Linked DNA regions of Homo sapiens: region 2 is linked to region 1. A link is a contact called in ENCODE Hi-C data. All regions are on one chromosome and are shown on one strand. Each heading gives the region's core, a stretch centred on a gene start or an enhancer-like site at or near the end of the contact. The rest is flanking DNA. Distances are from core to core; before and after follow the strand shown. Region 1 holds the start of LINC02832 (long intergenic non-protein coding RNA 2832). Region 2 has its middle 750 kb from the start of MIR4268.

Evidence for each region. Hi-C counts contacts between places; a loop is a spot of excess contacts on that map. Pooled maps may share reads with other maps.
Region 2: a loop to region 1 is called in a map of PC-9, with 4 times the contacts of the local background. The contact joins the enhancer-like site here to the promoter of LINC02832 in region 1. A Hi-C loop is called at or near these places in 2 of 168 maps with a recorded cell type or tissue (Calu3 and PC-9), 5 of 37 single-sample maps with no recorded cell type and 5 of 50 pooled maps.

What each region holds. Positions count from the first base shown.
Region 1 is chr2:219,728,275-219,732,084 of GRCh38, forward strand. It overlaps LINC02832 (long intergenic non-protein coding RNA 2832), which reads left to right and starts at 1,719. Exons shown (of 2, transcript NR_185880.1): 1 at 1,719-1,907.
Region 2 is chr2:220,658,372-220,662,257 of GRCh38, forward strand. No RefSeq gene overlaps it. Among named protein-coding and RNA genes, the nearest start is that of MIR4268, 750 kb to the left of the region's middle. Within about 2 kb of position 2,525, at least 2 of the 41 ENCODE cell types and tissues checked have a DNase peak (open chromatin) inside an H3K27ac peak, as active enhancers do; they include PC-9, where a contact is called at or near this core.

The sequences.
Region 1 (3,810 bases), core at 469-2,968:
GATGAGGCCCAGGGAGTGGGCCCGGGTGATGCTATTCTGCAGCCAAGGTTGAGTCCCTCCTGATTTGAAGATAATGAATGAAAAATCAACAGACAGCGTCATAAATCTGGACCAGCATTTTTAAGGCATGCCAGACCTGAGCATAGATCTTTGGAAAAAAAGTGGATTCCTTGGTCAAATACTTCTGTCCCTCCCTCTAGGAAAGTCTCAAAGTACATGAGAAAATAAAGACTCTGGGAAGTCGTGCGGCAAAGAAATTTATTTGATTGATTTCAGATGGATTTCCCAGTAATTTCTGATTGTGGAAAGCGTTGTCTGGGGTAACCCTTTATCTTGGGTTAGCAGCATCTGGCCAGTGCCTGGAGTCTCTCTTGCATGCCACAATTTGGCCACCCTGTGGGGACACTTCTCCACAAGGACCCTAGGACATTGGTAAGATCAAAGCAGATCCCTGGACAGACAGCAAAGTGAAGGGGAGAAGCTCCACATCTGGAACTGGGGGTAAGACTATTGCTTGATAGAGCACCTTGACCTGGGGCAATGTGGAGGGGACACCCTGGCTACGGAATCTGGGGTACACAGGAGGAAAATGAGGTCCAAAGAGGTAATTAAGCACCTCGTTCCACATCAGGAAGCTGGGCAGGGGCCCAGCAGAGACTAAAACCTAGACTTTCTGCGTCTCAGTCAGGCCCCTTTCCCTCCCTCACCAAGACAAAGCTGTGATTTCAAGCATTTTATGATCTTGGAATAAAGGAACACTGCCATGATTAATGGGAAGTTCCTGCCTTCTTATCCCATTTTGTGTTCTTATCTCCATCTGCCAAGAAGACACCCAAAGCTCTAACTATCGTTCGGTTGTAAGGAATGTTTAGAATTGAAGAGCTGCTTTGACACAATTAAAAGCTTCCAGAAGGCTGTTACGGCACCAATTATTTACTTAGCGATAGCGAGCTATTTAAATTTCATTATGGAGTAGAAAATAGGGAGATAAGAACAAAATATGGTCAGGCTGACTGTGACCTCAAAACCTCTGCTCCTTTTGCTCATAAAAGATAGCAGAAGCAGAACATTCTGATTCAAGGATCATTTTGCGAAACTGCATTCTCTTAAACAGAATTGTTTCTTAATCTCTTCGTGGGCTGCTAATGGGCCGTTTATCAGGGTGTTCCAAGGCAAAGTGAATCCGGAAGAAATAGGGCTACTGACTTTGGGACGAGTCTCCCTGTGTTGCAGGTGGTTGGACAATGACTCAGTGACTTCCACTTTAAGCTAAATAAGATTCACTATTGTAAAGTCATAGACATGCATCCCAAAGCAAACGGAGGAATGAACATGCTCTCCATTTTCCTGACTGTTTTCTAGACATCATTTTAATTGTTGAAACTCTCCTTTTTCTCCTCTGGTTCCCATTCCAGGTTGTTTTCTGTAGTTATGTTAACCATAACATTTCCAATGACACAACTTCTCATTTTGTTCTTTGCATAGGGAGCAGGGAGGGGCACTAGGGTATGGCAGGGTGGAGGATGTGGTTTGGGGCATTGTCAAAAGGAGCACTTACCTGATGTGTGTATATATTATCTATTTAAGTGAGGTATAATTTACATACAGTAAAACCCACTCTTCTTAGAGTATACTTTTATGAGTTTTGACATGTAAATTCAGCTGTATGACTACCACCGAAATCAAGGTATAGAACAGGTCCGTCACTCTAAAGTGTTCTCTTCTGCTTCTTTGTTGTCAATTCCTCTCTTCTACCTCCAACCCCTGGCAACCTAGTGGCTCAGTTTCTTGTCTCCATGGTTCTGCCTTTTCCAGGAAGTCATATACAAGGAATCACACAATGTGTAGTCTTTTGAGTCTGGATTTACTCACTCAGCATAACGCATTTGAGGTTCATCCATGTGGTGGTATGTTTGTTGCTTTGTTGTTGTTGTATGTTTGTTGTCATTTGTTGTTTTGTGTTGCCGAGCAGGGTTCTGTTGTATACTGCAGTATGTTTTGCTCTTCACCAGTTAAAGGACATGGGGATTTTTTCCAGTTCTTGGCAATTATAAATAAAGCTGCTTTAAACATTCATATACAGGTTTTTGTGTGGCTCTATGCTTTCATTTCTTTCTTTTTTTTTTTTTTTGAGACAGAATCTTGCTCTGTCACCCAGGCTGGAGTGCAGTGGTGTGATGTCAGCTCACTGCAAGCTCTGCCTCCCAGGTTCACACCATTCTCCTGCCTCAGCCTCCCGAGTAGCTGGGACTACAGGTGCCCACTGCCATGCCTGGCTAATTTTTTGTATTTTTTAGTAGAGACGGGGTTTCACCGTGTTAGCCAGGATGGTCTTGATCTCCTGACCTCGTGATCTGCCCGCCTTGGCCTCCCAAAGTGCTGAGATTACAGGCATGAGCCACCGCGCCCGGCCATGTTTTCATTTCTTTTGAGTAAATATCTAGGAGTGGTATTGTTTGGTCATGTGGTAAGTTTATGTATAACTTTATAAGAACGTCATGTTTAATTTCACAAGAAATTTATTTATGTTTGTCTTTCTAAATAATATATGAATTTGATTTTGTTTTTAGTTTTTTACAAGGGTATCATGCTGAGGTAATCTTTTAGTAATTAACATTTTTTTCACTTAGAATCATGATGTTAAGATTTATCCATATTGTGACATAGTTTATTCATTCCTCTCTCTTCTTGATGGGCATTTGGTTGTTTCCAGGATTTTGTTATTGTTTTGTTTTACTACTGACAGTCTTATATATGTCTCTTGTATTAGTTATCTATGTCTGCATAAGAATATAACCCTTTTTTTTTTTTAAGTAGAGACAGGATTTCACCATGTTGGCCAGGCTGGTCTTGAACTCCTGACCTCAAGTGATCCACCCACTTCGGCCTCCCAAAGTGTTGGAATTACAGGTGTGAGCCACTGCACTTGGCCAATATAACCCAACACTTAGTTACTTAGATAACATACATTTGTTACCTCACAGTTTCTGTGAGTCAGGAGTCTGGGCAGGGCTTAGCTTGGTCCTCTGCTTCAAGTCCTCACAAGTCTGCAGTCAAAGTGTTGGCCAGGGCTGTGCTCTAATCTCAAGGCTTGACTGGGGAAGATTCACTTTCAAGTGCATGTGGTTGTTGGCAGGATTCGGGTTCTTGCAGTTTGCCAGGCCAGGGCTTCATTTTCTTGCTGGCTGTCGGCAGAGGGCACCCTCAGTTTCTTGTCATGTGGGCCTCCCCAGAGTGATCACCTGCTTCATTAAAACCGGCAAGGGAGAGGGTCTGCAGGCATGACAAACATTATATTCTTAGGTAAAATAATCACAAGACATATCATCCATCAACATGACCATATTCTCTTGGTTAGAAGCAATTCACCAGTCTTGCCCACAGTCAAAGGAAGGAGATTGCACGTATAAATACCAGAAGGAAGGGATAGTTGGTGATCATTTTAGATTCTATCTGCCTCAATTGCTACACATGTGTATGATTTTCTCTGTGCTTATACCTGGGAGCAAATTGCTGTGTCCAAGGGCATTCTTTTCTTAATAATGCTCTTTACTTAAAGGCTATGTTTTGTGGAATGAATATAGCTAGGTCAGCTTTCTTCTGATTAATATTTATGTACTATGTCTTTTTCCATTCTTTTGCTTTCAGTCTTTGCATATCTGTATGTTTGAGGTACGTTTTTTTGTAAATAGCATGTGTCAAAATTTTACAAATGAATCTAATCTGTCACACCTTATGTTTTAAGTGGTGAGCTCAATCCATCTACCTTTATTATAATAAATTACATACATGGACCAATTTTTATCATTC
Region 2 (3,886 bases), core at 1,275-3,774, 930 kb after region 1:
ACAGAGGGGCATCTGGAGAGAAGGAAAAGGACAGCAGCTATAGATTATGCACTATTTTGGTCAAACAGAGAAATATCACAAAATGAGAGGCCTGGAAGAAAGTCAGCCTTCTAATTTTATAGAAAGCTTAAGTGATTCACCTAATAAGTTCATACAGCAAGTTAATTAAAAGCATGGACTTTACCTGGACTTCTAGTCCAACATTGTTAAGAGGAAGTGAGAGATGAAGAAAAATAGAATGGGAAGGAAAAAGAGAGAAGGAGGAGAAGGGAGAGAGAGGATGGTAGAAAAAGAGGGAATAAAAGAAAAGAAAAGAAAAATATAGGTAAATATCACCCAGTCCACTAAAATATTTTATTTCTTCATTTTTAAAATATAACACACACACTCACAGACACAAATACTCCTTTTTATAGGCAAACTATATTATTCATTTAAACCTATGCACTCTTACTTTCCCCAGGCTAACCAAATGACTCAATTGGGTAAATTACTGCAGTAATTACTTTAGATGTCATTTGTTCTCCGATATTTTCATTAAAAAGGAAAAAAAAATCCCACTATTTTAAAATGTCCATAAATTCTAAAATTATATCTTTAACTTCCCCACCTTGTTTTAGTTTAAAACATTCTGTTCTGTCACCTTCCTGACATCCAACCATGACCGGATGAGTGTCACAGAGGCTGCAAGTTGTTAACTTGTAGAGAGCCATACCAGACAAACACATTCAATGCCTTCTTCCCTTCCTTGTTCTCCTTTAAATATACTATATGTATATAAACATTTCCATAAGGAAAAAATCAAGAATTAAGTAATTAGCTAATTTAGGTAGTTTTTCTCAAAACTTCTATAAGAGAGAAAAAAGACTATTTCTTGACATTTTCTGGAAAATCCCCAAAAAATTCCAAATAGCCCCACTCTGCCATCCAGGGACCACAGCCAACCACCCCTAACCTTTACCCTCACCCTGAAACAACCTCACCTTCCTTTCCTTTCACCCACACTTGACACACGTTGACTCTTTGCTAGCCAAATGTTTATCACTTTGTTAATAAGAAATGGTTTAAATTGATTATATGAAGACGTATGTCTTCTCCTCCTTTGTTCTTTTCTACAAAACAAAAGTCAACGGTAATCTACTTTATAGTCACCTTTGTGGAAACCCATTTTTGTCTGCTCGATAATGGAAGAAATTTGAATTTTAGCAAAGGCATAGTTTAGAATAGGTACAATCAATAAACAATAAACATAGCCCACAGAGATTTTGAAAGTGAACATATTTCCTACATTATGCTATTATACATGCTAAAGGAAAAAAGCCTTCTCTGAATATCAGAGAAAAGAATTAATGAGGTAAATTAGATTTAGAAGTTTTCTATTGGACCTTTGCCAAAAGACGCTCATATGAATGCATTCTTATTTTTGTATCATATATAAGCTTTTCATATTTATGTCAACAAGGGTTACAGCATTGTGCAAAAGTTGAAGAGACCGTGAGGTTAATTATAGGGCATACTTTTTAAAATTATATATAATTGGCAAAAACAGATATTTTTCTCTTTGCATAGTGTCATCTATTGCTTCTATCTATCATCTATCATCTATCATTTATCCATCCATTGAGCCAGCCAGGCAGCCAGCTAATATATAATACATCGGAGGATGTGCTAGGGTTAAAAAGAAGAATGAGACACATTCCCTGTCTTGAGTAAGTTCACAGTGTAACAAAATGCCCTGTCTTTCAACTTGGGCTTCACCTCCAGAGGTTCATGTAGGGCAGTCCTTAAGGCCAGAGAATAAATATGACATGTCTGTCTGCAGCTTCACTCTAAGGCTAAGCTATTGAGAGTATTAACAAGTCCCTTCAACATTTTTATAGCTAAAACAAATATGGATATTTCATGGAATACAGGCAAAATTTGCAAGGACGTAGAAACATTTAAGAGTAAACAAAGATCCTGACTGATATTCTGTGATTCCAGAGGAGGAATGGCTGTTTGGCTCAAACCCCCAGAAGGAAGCATAGCAGGTATAGATGCACCAGGAAAGAATGTGGGGACTTACACCACCTGAGCAGGTAGAGCCAGTCTGGGAAGGGCCTCAAATGCTATGCTGATGAACTTGAACTTTATCCCAGAGGCTCCGGGAAGTCACAGTGAGTGAACCAACACAATGAACCTCTCCAAATAGTTTCAGTCTTATTGGTAGGCTGTTACCAGGCATTGTCTAAAACTTGTTGAGGCAGCAAAATAAAATGGATATTGTGCTATAGATGGTGAGCTAAAAAAACCTCCCTTTTGGTTCCACCAACCAACCACTAACCACGTAAATGCACTTGTATAAGTACCTCAGGCTATCTGAGACCCAGCCACCTAATCTACTAAAGAGAGAGAAAATCATTTGCCCTTTTGCCCTGACAGGGTCACTGTGTGTCCCAAGGGAGACTATGTCCATGAAAGCTCTAGGTGAATGGTGAAGCACTGAACAATACATTAATGAGTCATTGCAACTGTGAAATAAAAGCACTCAGTAAATATTCTCATAATTTGTATGTGTTTCCCAATCCTGCTTTCATTATTTTTAATTCATATAGCCTGCCTTTAGTCACAGGATGAAGGGGTCATGTTCTTGCAAGACTATTGTTTTTCTTTGTTTGTTTGTTTTTTATGACATGTAAGCACAGCCTCCAGTGCAATAATTCAGTAGTAGCTCAATAAGTGTTTCTTGTGTGACTGTTCTTACGGCCACATGCTTTACATCTAGCCTTGTTCATGTTCCCCTCAAACAAGTGCAATCTCCTTCTCTTCCTTTCTCTTGCTGTTTCTCAACTACATGTTCAGAATGATGCTTTGACCCTGAGTTACTTGAGGCCATCTGGGTATCTTGGTATTTCTATAGAGCCATTCATCTCAGAGCTTCCTGATCACTGTTCTCTGTATTCTTTTTTTTTTTTATTCTTGAGACAGAGTTTTGCTCTTGTCGCCCAGGCTGGAGTGCAATCATGCAATCTCGGCTCACTGCAACCTCTGCTTCCCAGGTTCAAGTGATTCTCCTGCCTCAGCCTCCCAAGTAGCTGGGATTACATGTGCCCACCACCACGCCCAGCTAATTTTTGTATTTTTAGTAGAGATGGGGTTTCACCATGTTGGCCAGGATGGTCTTGAACTCCTGACCTCAGGTGATCCATCTGCCTTGGCCTCTCAAAGTGCTGGAATTACAGGCATGAACCACTGTGCCCAGCCTGTTCTCTGTATTCTTTTACCCAATTCTCTGCTCTCTTAACAGATAAGTTTAACCCAAGTTTCTTTTACATTATCATTATTTATTTATTTATTCATACAGCAAGAATTAAATGTGTCCCTACCTACAGCATGAGATTCTGGGAAAATAATAGGGAAATTAAATTTTTTTGTTCCTGGCTTGAAGGTGTTCCAGAAGGGTGGGATGAACAAATATGTAAGCAATTACTAATAAAGCAATGCAGAAAGACTAGAATAAATGCATCAACAAAGCATGCGGGCTTTCCAAGCAGACACTGACTGACTCTGCCTTGGAGAATCTGAGGAGGCTTCACAAAAAAGGTGGCATTAAAGAATCTCAAATAATGATGACTTATTTCTTATTTACTCTCCTGGTCATGTGTAGCCCAACTTGTTTCAAAAACTATTTCAGATGGATCTCAAAACTATAGGTAATCCATATAAAAGTAAGTGAGGAAATCAGGATATTGAGAAAATAGGAAGAATCAAATAAAATAAAGGCATGGTGAGATTAGCCCACAAGATAAATAAATAAATAAATAAAAAGAGACCTTTAGGCTCAATAGAGATGGGCCACAGATTCAGCTCTGAGCTAAAGCAAAGAAGAGAAACATCTGAAATGCAT